Regions from separate parts of the Homo sapiens genome. Here region 2 is linked to region 1. Evidence: read pairs that join two places in POLR2A ChIA-PET (ENCODE). Cell type or tissue: Panc1. All regions are shown on one strand. Each heading gives the region's core, and the rest is flanking DNA. Links, peaks and the distances in the headings are about the cores only.

Region 1 (8,322 bases), core at 250-8,249:
TCCCCTCACTCCCTTCCCTGCATCCCAAAAAGAGAGTCCTTGTCCCTCTGGCCCCCACAGCACCCTGTAGAGGCCTCTGTCATTGTCCTCTAGGGTCTGGGTCCCCTGATAAACTGCAGTTTCCTCAGCACCAGGCACATAGTAGGTGCTCAAGAAACGCCTATTAAGTGAGTGAGTGAGTGTGGTCAGGACGGCACAGGAGGTGAGTCTGTGGGTCTGTATGCCTGTGTGTGAGTGTGTGTGTGTGTGTGTGTGTGTGTGTGTGTGCAATGCCTGTCATAGCCTGGCCTGCATCTTACCTCACCCAGGGAAGTTCCTGGCAGGGCCAGGAGGAGGGGCTGGGTTTTCTTTCCTGCTCATTTGCATGACAGGTGTTGGCAGTTTATCTAACTGTGATAATGAAGAGGATGGGGGGTGCTAATTCCTTCTTGCTTTATTGAATCCACCAATTCTTCACAGCCTCAGGGCCCTGAGAGGGGGTGATTAAAAGACACTTCAGCATGCTGGTTATTGCCAATTAACAGACTCCAATATAAACAATTAATAAAGCCACAGTGGGAGGTGAGAGGGAGGGATTCAACCCCCTTGCCTCCACGAGTTCAAGCAGTTCCAGGGCCCCTGGGCCCAGCCACACCCAGATGGCCCTGCCCTGGAGGCTGGTGGTTAGGGCTGATGAATGCCTGAGAGGTGATATGAAGATGCCAGGGAGGAGAGTGCTGGTGAGGGCCACTTGGCCTCAGACTGGGGGAGGTGGGGGCTGCAAGCCCACCCCTGCCGAGTCGCCAATGAGGACACACCCAGGGGAGGGCAGGAACTTGCCCAAGGCCCCTGGGCCGACCAAGACAGTGCTCTTTGGACCATGTGTTCCATGCCCCTTGGGCCGGGCAGTGGCCCACCCTGATGGGTCTCCTCACCCGTCTAAGGTAAGGAGCTATCTCCAGTCACTGGCCTCTTAGGATGAGCCATGTGACTCCATTTCCCTTGCCAGGTTGCCCTCCTCACCTGCCGTGGTCCCTGTAACTTGACTTCTCATGCAGGAGAGGGGCCCACCTGCCTGGGGGCAGCATTGCCTGTTAAGGGCAAGTCTCAGGGGTTGCAGCATGAGCTACCGAAAGGCACCGCTCTGAGCCACTGGGGCCACTCATGGCACAAGCCAATCTCATGAAATCCTCAAACCCTCAGACCGACCTCAGCGGGAAGCAGGATTACAGGTGGGAAAACACTCATGCCTCAAGGGTCTAAGGAACTCACTTCCACAACCCAAGTCACTCTTAGGAGCAGGTGGTGCAGGTGCCACGGGCCGCACGTGCTCTGGGCCAGGCGCCCCCAAGCTTGTGCTACAAAGGGCCGAATAGCACGTGACTGAGCTCTGCCAACCACACCGCCTGCATCACAGCCGCCTAATCTGCGCATGCAGGGCGAATGCAGCCAGAGACAATACGTAACAAATGTGCGGCTGTGTCCCAAGAAAACTTTATTTATGGATGCCGAAATTTGAAATTCATATAATTTCACGTCACAAAATATTATTCTTATCTTGATTCATTTTCACCCATTTAAAGATGTAAACCCATTCTTAGCTCTCAGACCATATAAAAATACGTAGTGGCCCCGATTTGACCCATGGGCCATAGTTTGCCAATCTCTGATCTAGGCCTTAGCACTTTGGGATGTCTTGGGCATTCTAAAGGGAACTTCCTTGGGATATGACTCCTCAGGGGAGGGAGGACTGGGAGCTGAACTCCGTCCAGCTCAAAAAATGGGGGTGCCAGACCCTGTTCCACCAGAGAACCAAATGGCCACAAAGCATGGCCCATAAGGGACAGAGAGCCAGGCTGAGGGGCAGGTGTGGGTGGGTGCGAGCAGAGAGACAGACAAGGGGGGACCACTGGCTGCCCCACGACCCACTTGTGTTGGGGCAGGACAAGGACGACCACCCAAAATGGTGCTGAGCCTCAGCACCTGGACCTGGGACAGTTTCCTGCTCTTATATGGGACCATGGACATGTCTGATATTCTGGAACTTCAAAGCAAATCAAAGAGAAGGGACTCAGAGGGAGCTCAGAAATTGTCTTTCTCTCCTCACCCCTATTCACCTCTTTCATTCAATCAACAAACATTTTTTGAGAATCTGCTAAAGGCGGCTTATTTTTCAGTTTGAGACAAAGCCTCCTGGTCTTGCAGCTGCCTTTGGAAATGCTCCTGGAGGAAAAAGGTTGTGTTTGGGGTTGCCAAGGACATTCTCGAGTCACCCAGGAAGTGAGAGTAACTAGAGGACATCCCAGGTCCACAGAGCAGATAAGTAAATTTCTTGAGGGAATTCCTGTGTTTTTGCAAAGAAAGTCATGTAGCGAAGCCAATACTGTGTTCGAGGCAGCAGGAAGGTTTCCTGGAAGCCTTGGTGTAAAAGACAATAATGACAGATGTGAAAGAGTGCAGTGGCTTTGAAAAGTCAGGAAGTGAGCTTGCCATCTGGTCCCTGTTGGGTGCTCCATAGCTGTCCCTCCTCCTGCCTCAGCTTCCACAGGGCACCTCTCAGGCTGGGGGCAGGTAGCGGAACCAGAGCTCCATTGTCACAGCAGGGACCAGCTGCCCAGAGCCAGCCGCTGGTCCAGGGTTGGAGCAGGACACGTGCCTCTCCTTTCCTCATCCTGCACCTTCGACCCATCAGAAATCCTGCTGGCTCTATCTTTAAAATGTGTCTCATTGTGGTTTTGATGTGCATTTTCCCCATGATTGGTGATGTTGAGCATGATTTCATATACCCGTTGGTCATTTGGATGTCTTCTTTTAAGAAATGTCTATTCAGGTCTTTTGCCTATCAAAACCACAAAGAGATATTACCTTACTCCTGTGAGAACGGCTATTATCAAAAAGACAAAAGATAACAAGTGTTGGCAAGGATGTGGAGAAAAGGAAACCCTAGCACACTGTTGGTGGAAATGTAAATTAGAACAGCCATTATGGAAAGCAGTATGGAGGTTCCTCAACGTATTAAAAATAGAACTACCATATGATCCAGCAATCTCACTACTGGGAACGTACCCAGAGGAAATAAAATCAGCATGCTGAAAAAATATCTGCACTCAAATATTTATTGCAGCACTATTCACAATAGCCAAGACATGGAATCAAACTAAATGTCCTTCATCAGATGAACTGATACAGAAAATTGGTACATACACACTGTGGAGTACTATTCAGCCATAAAAAAGAAGGAAATCTTGTCATTGTGACAGCATGGATGAACCTGGAGAACACTATGTTAAGTGGAATAAACCAGGCACAGAAAGACACGTGATTCTCATGTGTGGAATCTAAAAAGTCATTCTCATAGACATAGAAAGTGGAGTTTGGTTACCAGAGGCTGGGGTGACCTGGGGGAGAGGGAATGGGAGGAGGCTGATCAAAGGATATATAATTACCGTTAGATAAGAGGGGGGAACGTCCAGAATCGGGCAAACGTACAAAGACAGAAAGTATTCAATGATCAGTGATTGCCTGCGGCCAGAGGATGTGAGGGAGAGGAAAGGTTTCAGGGTTGGGGTGGGGAGTAGAAATTGGGAATGACCGCTGATGGTTGTGGGGTTTCTTTCTGATGAAAATGCCCTAAATTTGATTGTGGTGATGCTTGCACTCTGCAAACATACTAAAAACCATTGGATTATACACTTTAAATGGGTGAATTGTAGGCTATGTGATTTATATCTCAATAAAGCCATTTTTTAAAAAGTTCCTCGAATCTGGCTGGGCACGGTGGCTCACGCCTGTAATCCCAGCACTTTAGGAGGCCAAGGTGGGTGGATCACGAGGTCAGGAGATCAAGACCATCCTGACCAACATGTTGAAACCCCATCTCTACCAAAACACACAAAAAAATTAGCCAGGCGTGGTGGTGCGTGCCTATAGTCCCAGCTACTCAGGAGGCTGAGGCAGGGGAATCACTTGAACCTGGGAGGCGGAGGTTGCAGTGAGCTGAGATCGTGCCACCGCACTCCAGCCTGGGGACAGAGCAAGATTCCATCTCAAAAAAAAAAGTGCCCAAAATCTGACCACTTTGCTGCACTGCTGCCATCCTAGCTGGGGCCTGGAGGACAGCAATCACCCCTCACTGGTCCCCTGCCTCCGCCTTTGCCCCACAGGCTGTCCTCTAGGGAGGGACCCTCTGAGATCATCAATCAGACCACATCCCTGCTCTGGTCTCCATGGTCCCAAGGCTGTCATTCCTAGCCTGAATCCACAATTTTAGCATGGCCAGACATTCTGTAAACTCCCAGCCACCACCCTCTCCCCATTCACACGTGCCTGCCATGCTGGCCTCCTCACCTCCCTCCACTGGTTACTCCTCCCCCAGCGCCATGGCCTCCCTCTCTCACTTCCTGTTCAGGGACTGGCCCCTTCCCTGCCCTCCTCTTCCTTTGTCTTCCCCACATCTACACCCCTTGGAGCAGTGGTAGTACCTGGGGTCTGTGGATCCCCTACAGATCCCTGGATAGAATTCCGGGGGCCTGGGAATGTGGACAGGGAAGAATCACATCATTATTTTCACTCCTCTTTATTTGAACGTAGCACCTGTTTCCATTGCATGCATTAGCAACAAACCACAGAGGTGGTCCCAGAATCTGGGACTTTGTCACCCATAGAAAGTGCAGATCGTTTCAATGATATTATAATTGCAGCAGAAAACTTGAAGTCTCACTCATGCTCAACCCTACTTTGAGATGATGTGGTTTTAGATAGCCCCACTACGCAATTTCATTCTTTTAGTGCATTAATAAAGAAGCACATATATTGCTCCAGTACCATTTTTTCCTAATATTTTGATAGCTGTATTTTAATATAATTGGTTTCCTTTGAATCTTAGCTATTTTATTTTGCGGACTTAAAAATGCTATTCTGAGAAGGGGTCCATAGGCTTCCCCGGACACCAGAGGGGAAGAGCCCATGGCAGAGCAACAGGGAGGGTTCCCTGTCTGCAATTATACTGTGTGCAGAGAGGGCCCAACGCAAAGTTGGAGCTCAATCAATGGCAGTGGAAGGAAGGGAAGGTGAAGGAAGCAGGAGGGACTCAGCACAGAACAGACTCAGCTCATCAGTGAGGGCAGAGCCTGTGTCCATCTGCCCTGAGTTTGAACCTGGCTCCATCACATCTTCAATGTGGAGCTTTGGGTGCCTTCTATAACCTCCCAGAGCCGCAGTTTCCTCATCTGCAAGATGGGACACAATCACATCTGCTTCATATGGTTGTTGTGAATATAAAACAGTATGCTTGGTTCATGGCCTGGGACACAGTGAGTGCGCAATAAACTCTACAGATTTGGTCAGAGTGCTGGGCTTTTGTCCATGGCTCTGGCCCCTCAGCCAGGAAGGCAAAGGCGCCCCCGCACAGCTCTCCCTCTACATATGTCTGCGAATGCTAGGGCAACAGGGCCCCCACTGGCTCTGGGCAGGCCGGCCAGGGCTGGACCACAGGAAGGGGCTGCAAATGGGGAGGGAAGCACTGTCCGTCCAGGCTGGGCTGGGGGACACACCTGCATGGACATTCTTTTCTGGGGGGCAGAGGTGGGATTCTAATCATACTCCTGGGAGGAGATGCTTCCAAGACCTTACCTTGTGAGTCCGGAAGCATTTGTGGGGATGGCAATGCCAGGAAGGCCTCTGGGATGATTCGTTAGGAAGGGACCTGAGGGTCTGGGGCAAACCTGGCTCCACTGGCCAAGTTCTGGCCTGCTGCCTGAGTTTCCCTGTTTCTTCACTGAGACCCCATCCCAGGGGGTAGCTTCCTTGCCCTTCCTGCTTGGGGAGTCCTAGGTTGGCCTCTCCGTTCCCCTGGGCACCTTTTGCCCCAGACCCAGCTTGCCAACCTTTTGCCCATCACAGCTAACTCAGAAAATAGAGGACAACCACACGAGAGGCCACCAGCCTTGCCGGCACCCCAGGGCGAAGGACGCGCCTCTTGGCAGCCTCCTTGTCCCAGCACAGGGGGCATGCTCCTGCCTCTGGGCCCTGGCCGGGAATGCTCTACACCCAAATGCCCACAGGGCTTGTCGCCGCCACGTCCTCTCATGTGGGCACAACTTCCAGCCTTCTCCACGTCCCGCCAGGGGGCTGGGGTGGTGGAATGACTTTGGAGCCTGTTTCCTCATCTGTAAATAGGACAGTAGCTCGGCTTCCTGGGGCTGGCTGTGAGGACAAGGGTGCTATCCATGCAGGTACACTGAGACTGGGGCCCTGTGAGGGCCGGTGGCCCTGCCCAGCTCTGCCTGGGCTTCCTGCCTGTTGTTCTGGGGTGGGATCTCCAGCCAGTCAGGGGCCTACCCTCCTGCCTTGCAGCCTCCCAAGCACACCAATGCCCAGCAGCTCATTGGCCCCTCCCACTGTCCTGTTATACCACCTATTTTACAGACAGAGAATCCAAGGCTCCGAGAGGTGAGGTGACATGGCACCCAGGTCTTCTTACTGTGTGTCAGGCTGCATTCCTTCCTGTTGGACCGAGTCATATGACACAGTGTCTGCTTAAACCAACCTGTGGCGGTCCTGAGGTTCTATTGCTTGAGGTTCTATTGAGGTTCTATTGGGGCCAAATTTCTATGCCCAGTGTGATCAGGCTGTGTGAATTTGGGGGCTCTGTGGGGATACCAGCCTTCATTTATTGAGCCTCTACCATGTGCCAAGCATGTGACTCTGTGACTGGTTAATCCCCACAAGTCAAGGAGCAGGCAAGGTTGTCCCATTTTGAGACGGAGAAACTGAGCCTAAGGGACAGCGCCAGGCGTGCAGGATGTGGGTCTGTGCGCCACAGCACCGCCCGGGAGAAGGGGAGCAGGGATGAAGAGGAGGCGTAGACTCCATCCCCCAAAAAAAAAAAAAGTAAAGGGAGTGCTGTCTTGAAGAAACTGCAAGTGTGTAGAGTCTGGGGACTCTGGAGGGAGATGAGGGCGGGTGCTGATTCAGGAGACAGAGCTTTAGCCAGGAAAGCAAGCTGGCAGCCACTTGGGAACCACCAGTAAGCCAAAGCACTGGCTAAAAAAATGTTGGTTGAGGAAGAAGGAAGCTGACAGCCTGGAACTCAGGTGGCTTCAGTGTGCAGACCTGCACCTCTGAGCCCAGCCAGGGTGAGGAAGGGGCTCCTAGGGACACAGGGTTCATACTAGGCCACTGCTCCCCCAACCCTCCCCGACTTACATGGGCCCCCACTGGAGTCCAGAGAAAGGACTCAGCAAAAATTGGATGCAGTGGGTCCAGGGGTGTCACCGCCCAGGCCTGAGCCTCTTCAGGCTGTTTACCAGGGGTTAGGTAGCTGGGGAAGCACCAGGCAAGAGGGCATCTTATTGCCTTTGGTGGCTGTGTGTTTGTATGTGCTTATGCACGTGTGTGCACACGTGCATTGTGTATGCGTGTGCATATGATGCATGTGAATATTCACTTGCACATACATGTGTGTGTGAGTGTGTGTGTGTGAGTGTGTGTGCCTGTGCAAAAGAGCTCTGCAGGGAGAGACCGAGTACTGGGAGGGCAGATTCCCACCGCTCCCATCATCCCCCACTGAAGTTGGCTGGATGAGGAGGAGTACAAGGAACGGAAGGCCTGGGGATTCTTCTTCTCCCAAAGGTGCCACCACCAGCAGGGGAGGAAGGGAGGAGGAAACAGCACCTTATTTAAATGCAAATGATTGCAATACAACTTTCTTTATTAAAATGCAAATTGCACTTCAGTCTCTGACACCTCCTGAGTGCCATAGCCACAGAACACAACCAGGAATGAAAGCCGGAGGACCCCGCGCCTAGGATGGTGAGAGGCCCCATCTGCTGGGTGTACAAAGAAATGGGGAAGAGGGGGGTGGGCCCCAGGTGGGCTTGGGATGCTGAGCCAGGTGCTTATCCTCCCTCCGGGGCTGCTGGGAGACATAAGCGGCGGCCACCGATGCAGGAAATTCTGGCAGGAGGTCCAGACTGTCACCCCATGGGGGACCAGGCTAGAGCTTCACGGGTCGTCGCCTGTGGGCACTCTGCCTGGCTGGGTCAGCACTCTGTGCACTTTCCTAATGAGCCTGGGGTCTGGTTGCCAACATCATTAAACCAGTTGCCACTTGGTGGGTCAGAACCTGGCAGAGCACTGGGGTTGACCTACAGTGGCCCCCAGCCCGGAGATCAGGCCCCAAGGCAGGCTTTTCTTCCTCAGCCACTCTTCCTGCTAGGGCCTTGGGAGCAGGGCTGCCAGGCTGCCAGGTGCAGCAGTGCAGGTCATGACAGGGAGCAGGGGAAACAGGCAGGCCCATGCCCCTCTCCCCAAGCTCCGTGACCTGGCATGAGGCCAAGTCCT
Region 2 (8,322 bases), core at 1-8,000, 130 kb before region 1:
AATCTCTACAGGTATTTAAATGTTCATAACAATGCCTAAGTGGATAAATACAAAGCAAAGGTCCCTCACACAGCTTAATTCCCAGTCGAATTCCCCAGCGTGAGCCTAGGAAGAGCTGGGAATGTTTTCTCTAAGCCAGTGGTTCTCAAAGCTGGTCCTCCTCCTGGCAGCATCAGCTTGTGTTAGGAATGCAGATTCCTACTGAACCCCATGCTTGGATCCCAGGAGGTGGTGCTCTCACAAGGCTCCAGGTGACAGCGCTGGCCCAGGTGGTCTGGTTTCCAGCCTGAGAACCAGCTCTATTTGTGCAGAAGCTCCTAGGCCTGGGGCCTTCCCCAGAGCCCCAGCCCCAGTTTTGGATCAAAACTCCAAAGTCAGCCCCTTTCCTGGTCTTTTGCCTCTCTCAGCCTCAGTGGGTGGCAGAGACAGCCAGTGTGGGCATGGCCAGTGCCCTGGCCTGGCGCCGGAGGTGGCTCTGGCTGGGCCACTGACTTGCTGAGTGGTGACACTGGGGGAGTCACTGTACTTCTCTCCTCTCAAAAAGGCAGGGTGTTCTCTGAATGTTTTCCAAAAAAGATGTGAGCAAAAAAATATTTGTTCTTGGAGCTCTCTGAGGGCCTATGCTCTGGATAAAGAGAATTCTATGGAGAGATGCTATCAGTTTCCAGATTTTCTAGGAAAGGGGATGAGACCTCAAAGTGGTATGAAAGACCTCCCTTCTCCCCTGCCCTTTCCAGTGCAGAACAAATCACCTCCCTTCGGTTGCTGCATGTGTGTGGATCAAGGCAAGAAAAAACTCTACTGCATAATTCACTCTGTAAAGAGCTGTGTGTAACCAACATTTACTAAGCACCTACTCTGTGCTGGGCACTGTTCCAGATGCTGGGCATACAGTAGAGAAGAAAACAGACAAAAACAGTCACCCTGACAGAGTTTACATTCTAGTCAGGAGAAATAGACAATAAACCAAAAAACAGCTAAAATATGTAGAGCCAGGGGGGCTAAGGGCCGTGAAGGGGAATGAGGCAGCGGCTCTCCGGCTCTCCGTGCTTAGGGCCAGGAGGCTGGGTGCGGAAGTGCTGGAGTTGTGAGGCTCCTCCTATGAAACAGGAAGAGGGAGTTGCCAAGGGCTCTTCACAGGAGCCAGGACGAGGGCCGCACTGCCCTTAAGGAGCTCCCAGTGTGTTTGGAGAAAGAGGCCAGATCAGCCACAGGGCATGGTGGGTTTCTTCCATGGATGTCGTTTCTGAGCTGGCTTCGGGCAGCGCGGGGAAGGTGGGAGACCTAGGCTGGAAGGCTCAGAGTAGGCTCCGGAGAGGAGGTGGCATCTGGGCCGGGCCTTGAGAAATGAGTAAAGTCATAACTGCACGGGAGAGAGAGGGCACTCCAGGTCAAGGTACAGTGTGCGCCAAGGGTGGCAGGGGCTGCTCCCCCTTGGAGGAGGGCATGGGCCACCCCAGTCCCTGGGCTGAGCTCTGCAGGCACTGCTGGGTTTGGGCCCTTATGAATTACACCCTGTGTAACACTGCACCCTCACTGCCACAGTGCCTTGTAAAGGCCCTTGATGACAGCCTCTACCCTTGGCAGCATATTGACATCATTCCTCTGTTTCCTGCAAGGACCCCTGTCCCCCTCCCACTGCCACCGCCCTCTCCTCTCTGTCCCCTCCTAGTCTTAGACAACAAAGAACTGTTTCGGACAAAAATCAAAAGAGAACGTTTTCATTGGGAGAGTGGACTATAGGAAGCACAGAGAGCCATTTCTCTTTTCTTCAAGGAGGCCCCAGGTCAACTCCGGTCCCAGGAAGCCCCTGAGTCGGTGGGGAAAGCCAGTACAAATGAGTGGGTCTGGTGGTCCAGAAAGGGGTTGAGAAGTCTCTGTGCCTCAGTGTCCCTTCTCAGGGCTGTGTTGTGGAGCTGGGTGGAACCAGGGCCAGGCTTGCCAGAGAGAGGCCCGGTGGTGGGTGTTTTACCTCCACCCTGCAGCTCATTGCAGGACTGCAGGCATGTCTGGGCCGCAGAGACCCTGGGTTAAATATGGCCCTGTGGAGGAAGGCTTGCGGGTGCTGAGCCTGATGAAGGCATCCGGCCATTACATAACCATCCTGATAGGCTTTACACTCCCAGTGGAGACATTTTTGCGGCAATTGCCAAAATAATAATAATGATGATAATAATAATAATAATAATAATAATAATAATAATAATAATGTGGTGGCACCTCCTCCAGTCATTTTTCGACTTATTCCCCATAAATGAAAAGGCAGGATGATTCCCAGAAGGGTTGCAGCTAGAATTTCATTTCTCCCTGGCACCTGAGAGCCTGGGACGAAGGGAGAGCGCTGCATCCCCCTCGGGCCCACCCTCTCTGCCTACCTCCTCCATGACACCTAGGCCGTCCCTGGTAACCAGCCCCAGACTCTTCCTCACTTTCTTCTTCTCGCGCCATCCCACAGCTACAACTCTGGTTGAGTCCCCTTGCCTTCAAGGTTCCCCGACTGCCTGCCTTCGCCCTGCCCCCTCCTCCCCTCCCTTCTTTCTCTGCCCCCTCCTCCCTTCACCTCTCCTTTTCAATGCTCCCCCAGGTCTCCTGCACAATACTCTTCCCCATCCCTCCTCTCCCCTTTCTCCCGACCCTTCCTTCTCTCCCACTTTCCAGGGTTCTTTCCATTTTGCAGATGAGCAAAGAGACCCAGAGAGACAAAGGAATTTGCCCAAGGTCACAGAGCCCATCCACCTGTGTGTTCTCGCTCCAGAACCCAGCTGGTGATGGTAGCATTGTAGGTGCTTGGCGTGCCACAGCTGCTGTCCATTTCATCTGTGAGACGAGGCCTGGACAATCGTCCCTCTAGCCAGGCTGTCTGTATTGCAGTCCTCTGGGGTGTCCACCTGGGAAGCCGCAGGTCTGGCTAGACCAGCCCCTTGCCCTGTGGCCCAGAAGCGTTGGCATCACCTGGAGACTGGGTAGAAACGCAGAATCTTTGAATCAGCTTCAGTATTTTAAGGATACACCCCAGGACATTCATGGGCACATGAGAGTTTGTGCTGGAGTCTTTTCTTCAGGGTGGGGAGTCCCTATTCTGCTAGTCTTGCCTGCAGGAGGAAGACATATACCCTTCAGCCATCCCAGGTGTTTGTGCAGGGTGAGGGACCAGGCTGGGTGGAGCCGTGTGCTCACAGCCATGGGCAGCAACCCCCTCTCCTGGCGCTCTTCTGCATCAGGAAAAGCATGTCAGAGTCCTCCACCCAGGCTGCCTGGCTCAGAGTGGGGCTGCAGTGGGCAGGTGCTTGGCTGATTTCCTCTGGGTCTCCTGATTCCTGGCCATGCCCTGAGAGATAAAGGCTTGGAAATCAGAACCTGGCATTCATGGGCAGGGCCTGTCCACCTGTTTCCTGAGTGTAGGTAGGACACATGGGTGGCTCTGGCCCAGAGGCAGAGGCAGGATACTGAGTGGAACGGCTGCAGGCCAGGCCCCTGCTCTGTAGTGCCTCCCAGCCAGCCACCCCAGCCCTGTCTCAGGCCTCCCACCCGAGGTTCTAAGAGTAGCTCCTGGGAGGAGGGGGCATTCATCTCCTGGGCCCCATAAGGAAGCTGCTCCCAGCCCTGTTGCTAGTGTCCCAGGGCTGGAAGGGACAACTGTCTTCCCATTCAAACCCTTTATCTGACAGGAAGAAACAAGACCTGTGAGGGAGGGGGCTTGGACAAGGCCCACAGCTTGGCCTCTGGAGGGTAAGGTGAGAGAGAAGCAGTTGCCTCACTAATGGCATACACCAGGACGTAAGTGGCTCAGGCCAAGAATCCCGCAGTCACCTTCGCCTCACCTCTTTCACACTGTGTGGCAGAGTAATGATGGCCACAAGTTCTTTGTTCTCTCCGCTGAGAGATGGTGGGGTCTAATTCCTCTCCCCTTGATCAGGGCTAGCCTTGGCGACTCACTTGACCAATAGAAGGCAGTAGGAAGTGATGTTCTGGGATTTCTGAGGCTAGATGGTAAGAAGCCCTGCAGCTTCTGCCTTGGCTTCCTGAGATGCTTGCTCTTGGAACCCAGGAGCCCCAGGAGAGGCTCACATGAGGAGGGGCTGAGACCTCAGGTGGATGGGCCAGGCCAAGCCCCAGTTGCAGCATCAGCCTGCGCCCACCAGCTGTACGGGACTCATCCTGCTTCCCAGGCCACCCTGCTGACATCATGTGGTGCAGAGAGGAGCCTTCCCCACTGAGCCCTGTCTGCGTTTTGCAGATTCATAAGCAAAATAAATGCCTGTGGTCGTTTTAAGCCACCAAGGATCGGGGGTGGTTTGTTGTATAGCAATAGATAACTGGAAGACATCCCGAATCCAATCTGTCAGCAAATCTCATCAGCTCTGCCATCTAAATATATCCACAATCCAGCCACTGTCATCTTTTGCTTGGAGATTACAATGGCTTTCTAACAGCGTCCCTGCCACCTGCCCTTTGCCCCTGCTGTCTGTTATCCTGTTAAAACTGAAGCCAGGTCACACCTTTCTGCTCAAACCTTCTATAGACTCCCCTTCCACTCAGAGTGGAAGCCAAAGTCCTTTCCATGGCCCAGAAAGCCCTGTGGAGTTGGATGCCACTTCCCTCCCTGCGCCCACGTCCCTCTTGCTTACTGCCTCCTTCCACTCCAGCGCTGATCTGCTTGTTAGTCTGGGATCATCCGAGTCCCGCCCTGGCAGGACTCTTTGCACCACTGCTTGGCATGCTGTGTGGAAGGAAGCTTCCCATAGATGCCCCCAGGGCTCCTGCCCTCATTTCATTTAGGTCTCTGGTCACATGTGTCCAGAGGGATTTCCCTGCCCAAGTGGTAGAAAGAGGTATTCCTGTTCGTTCCAACCTCCTCATTCTGTTGTATTTTTCTCTGTGGCGCTTAGCACCAATGTCATTCTATGTTTACTTTGTTTAATGTATTTCTCCCCTCACTAGAACGTAGAGTCCTTCAGAGGAGTCTGTTTTGCCTGTTTGCTTTGCTACTCAGCAGGTATTTATGAGGTGTAGGAATGAACGAAGCTGGCTTGGGCTGGCCAGGCGTCCTGCAGGGCTTGGGCTCCAGGGCCCTGCTCTCCTGGCCTTCTCCTGCAAACCAGGCTTCCCAGACCCTCTTGCTTCTGCTCAGGTCGGAGGGGGTGAGGAGGGAGCATAGTGTCTCACACAGTGGGGCTCTCAGCCTACATTGCCAGGCAGGTCCTTCAGCCTCCTCTCTGCCTGGGGTCTCCCTCTGGAGATGCTGGCTCACAACTGCTCCCGCCCCTGCCCCTGTGGCCAAAGTAGCTTTCTCCTGTCTCTGCTGCTTGTTGAAAGAGGCATGGATCTCAGTATCATCCTCCTGCCACCTGCCCCACAGGAGTCTGCTGAGATGGCCATCTGGGAGCTCACCAAGCCTCTAGGGGAGCGGTGAGAACCAGCATCTGAGTGCAGTGTCAGGGGTTCCCTGCTGCTTGTGCCAGACGAGGTCCAGAACGTGCTTCTCCACTCAGCTCAGCATCCGGAGCTCTCCCATTTTGCCTCTCCTCCAGGGCAGCATTTTCTTTCTAAATTCCCAGGCTTTTTACATTTGGCTGCCCCATGGGGCTAATTCTCTCACTTCGAGATGGTGCCCATTAACACTTCAACAGGCCTCGCCTGGAGCTGCAGCCCCAAGCCCTCTTCCCTGGAACATCCGCGCCCACGTTCACTTCGCTGTCATCGCCCCAGCTGCGGAGGCTGGACTAGCTTCAGCTACTTTTATTTAGGCTTCAAAAGGAGGACCTTGGCCGCCAGCAGCTGAGGTCTGCAGGGCACCAGAGGTAAACTTCTGCCCTGAGTCTCCAAAAATAATTTTCTGTTTGGCTCCAAAACATGGTTCTGCTCTTCATCTGCCTGCAGGAGGCCTTGGGAGGGCCCATATCCCGAAGCTGCCCAGTGAAAGCCTGATGCAGGGAATGCTGAAAGCAGCCCAGCCTCTTGTCCCCTCCCCTCCCCTCCTTCACCTCCCTGGGTGCTGAAAACAGCCCAGCCTCTTGTCCCCTCCTCTCCCCTCCCTCATCTCCCTGGGTGCTGAAAGCAGCCCAGCCTCTAGTCCCTCCCTCCCCTCCCTCACCTCCCTGGGTGCTGAAAGCAGCCCAGCCTCTTGTCCCCTCCCCTTCCCTCCCTCACCTCCCTGGGTGCTGAAAGCAGCCCAGTCTCTTGTCCCCTCCCCTCCCTCACCTCCCTGGGTGCTGAAAGCAGCCCAGCCTCTAGTTCCTTCCCTCCTCTTCCTCACCTCCCTGGGTGCTGAAAGCAGCCCAGCCTCTAGTTCCTTCCCTCCTCTTCCTCACCTCCCTGGGTGCTGAAAGCAGCCCAGCCTCTAGTTCCTTCCCTCCTCTTCCTCACCTCCCTGGGTGCTGAAAGCAGCCCAGCCTCTAGTTCCTTCCCTCCTCTTCCTCACATCCCTGGGTGCTGAAAGCAGCCCAGCCTCTAGTTCCTTCCCTCCTCTTCCTCACCTCCCTGGGTGCTGAAAGCAGCCCAGTCCCTTGTCTCCTCCCCTCCCTCACTGCCCTGGGTGCTGAAAGCAGCCCAGCCTCCGGTCACCTTCCCTCGCCTCCCTCATGTCCCTGGGTGGAGAGGTCGGCATTGCCTCCCAGGTGGATGCAAAGTACCAGTCTCATCAAATCTAAGATACCAGTGATTTTTAAAGGAACCATTATTTTACCATGAAGGGGGAAAATGCTGCTGATTAAACTAGGATATGCCACCAATTGTTAGACAGATTTCAATTTCAGGGATATTAAAGTGTGAAACAAATGTGTTCCTTAGGACAGATGAAATATAGTCTAGGTGGAACAGCCCCTTCGTCTCAAAGCCAGCACTCTCTAGCTCACACTTTCCCTGGAGAAGAAATTAAAAGTGTGCTTCGAATCCAAAGGCTTTCAGCTCCTACTCCTGCCAGCACCGTGTGTGTGAGAGTAAATGGGTGGTGGGGACATCAACAGAGGACTGAGGTAAGAGGGGATCCTGTCATTCTGCCACCCACAGAGCCTGCTGAATGATAGTCACAAGCCCGCACCGCTGTCTTGTCAGCCCAGAGCAAATCAGACTCAGCCCCTATCCCGCTGCTCTGATTCACGAAGGACTTCAGTCAGAGGGGGTGTCCTCACCGCTTCGCCCATGACTTAGCACCCCTGTGTTCAGAGGTGACTTAGGGCATCAGGAGAGGCGAGAGAGAGGGTGCTGGCGGGAGCCTCACCCTCTGGCTTCCTGCGAGGGAATCTGAAGCCTGCAATGTGGAGCCGTCCACACCAGCATAAGGCGATGGGATGGAGTGGGACGGACAGACGGGGAGCAGGGTGCAGAAAGACTCAAGAGAGGAGACTTCAACTGCAGCAGGAGGGACGTGAGTGAGGCCTACAGCAGGAGGGGGTCGGGCGCCTCATCCTTTGGAGACTATAGTGGCCACCTAGGTGCTGCCCACGTACCTCCCTTCAGGACCCCAGTGCCCACTCTCCAGCCACGGGGGGACGTGAATGGCTGACTGCGCCAAGCTGAGCTCCTCTTCCTCGTGGTTATCCTTGGTCTCTTCCTTTGAGGTTGCAGCATTTTCGGGGGACAGCCAGCATCCAGCGGCTGGTAAATGCACCAGTGTGAAGGCAGATCCCCTTGCCCCATGTGGGACAGGCTGCAGGGCCTCCTCCCCTCCTCTGTCCTCCCCGGGGTGGCTGAGGCCTTTGCTGTGACCACAGGGCAGCCCAGCCCCTCTGTCTGTCCAGTCCTGCCTGCGTCACTCTCCACAGGTGTTCTTCTCAGCAAACTTCCTGCACATAATCTTCCTCTGAATTGTCTTCGAAAGAACCTGACCGGTCAGAGACCTTGAGGGGAAAGGAGGGAGGCAGCAAGTGGCTGCCAAGGGAAGGAGCGTCCTGCTCCAAGGCTGGGCAGTGGCCCAGACAAGCCCTGGAGACCTCTCCCTAGCCTGTGGGTAGCTCTAGGAAGCTCCCCCAGGAGTGTCCTCCTGGCCAGGCCCAGCTCCCTGCCCACCCATAGAGCTGGGGAGAAGGCAGCAGGTACACCAGGGGGCAGGACCATGGCAGGGGCAGGGATGCCGATAGAGCCCAGGCAGGTGGGCTCAGGAACTTTTAACAGGCAATACAGCTGCTGGGGGCCCCAAGCATGGCGGGGGGCAGTGCAGGCCCCCATACCTATGTGCAGAGCAGAGCAGAGCAGACAGAGCATATTTGAACTTCATACAAAGCCTGGGCCTGGCCAGCGTGTAGGTCTGTCTATGACTGCATGTATAGGTGTATGTGCATAAATGCATGTGTGTGTGTGCATGTGTGTGCATGCATGATGGTA

What was found. Peaks named below come from ENCODE experiments on the same cell type or tissue, not always from the same donor. Only the 100,000 strongest peaks of a DNase experiment are listed, where the experiment ranks them.
Region 2: POLR2A ChIA-PET joins it to region 1 with 20 read pairs; 2 of 35 experiments call an interaction of 5 or more read pairs at or near these places.

What each region holds. Positions count from the first base shown.
Region 1 is chr6:33,950,357-33,958,678 of GRCh38, forward strand. No RefSeq gene overlaps it. Among named protein-coding and RNA genes, the nearest start is that of MIR1275, 46 kb to the right of the region's middle. RefSeq lists enhancers at 4,072-4,572, 7,482-8,222, 8,223-8,322. In Panc1, for the core only: no CTCF peak of the experiment used is centred there; no DNase peak of the experiment used is centred there.
Region 2 is chr6:33,823,540-33,831,861 of GRCh38, forward strand. No RefSeq gene overlaps it. Among named protein-coding and RNA genes, the nearest start is that of MLN, 24 kb to the left of the region's middle. RefSeq lists a silencer at 5,493-5,787. In Panc1, for the core only: no CTCF peak of the experiment used is centred there; no DNase peak of the experiment used is centred there; H3K4me3 peaks cover 425 bases; H3K27ac peaks cover 3,535 bases.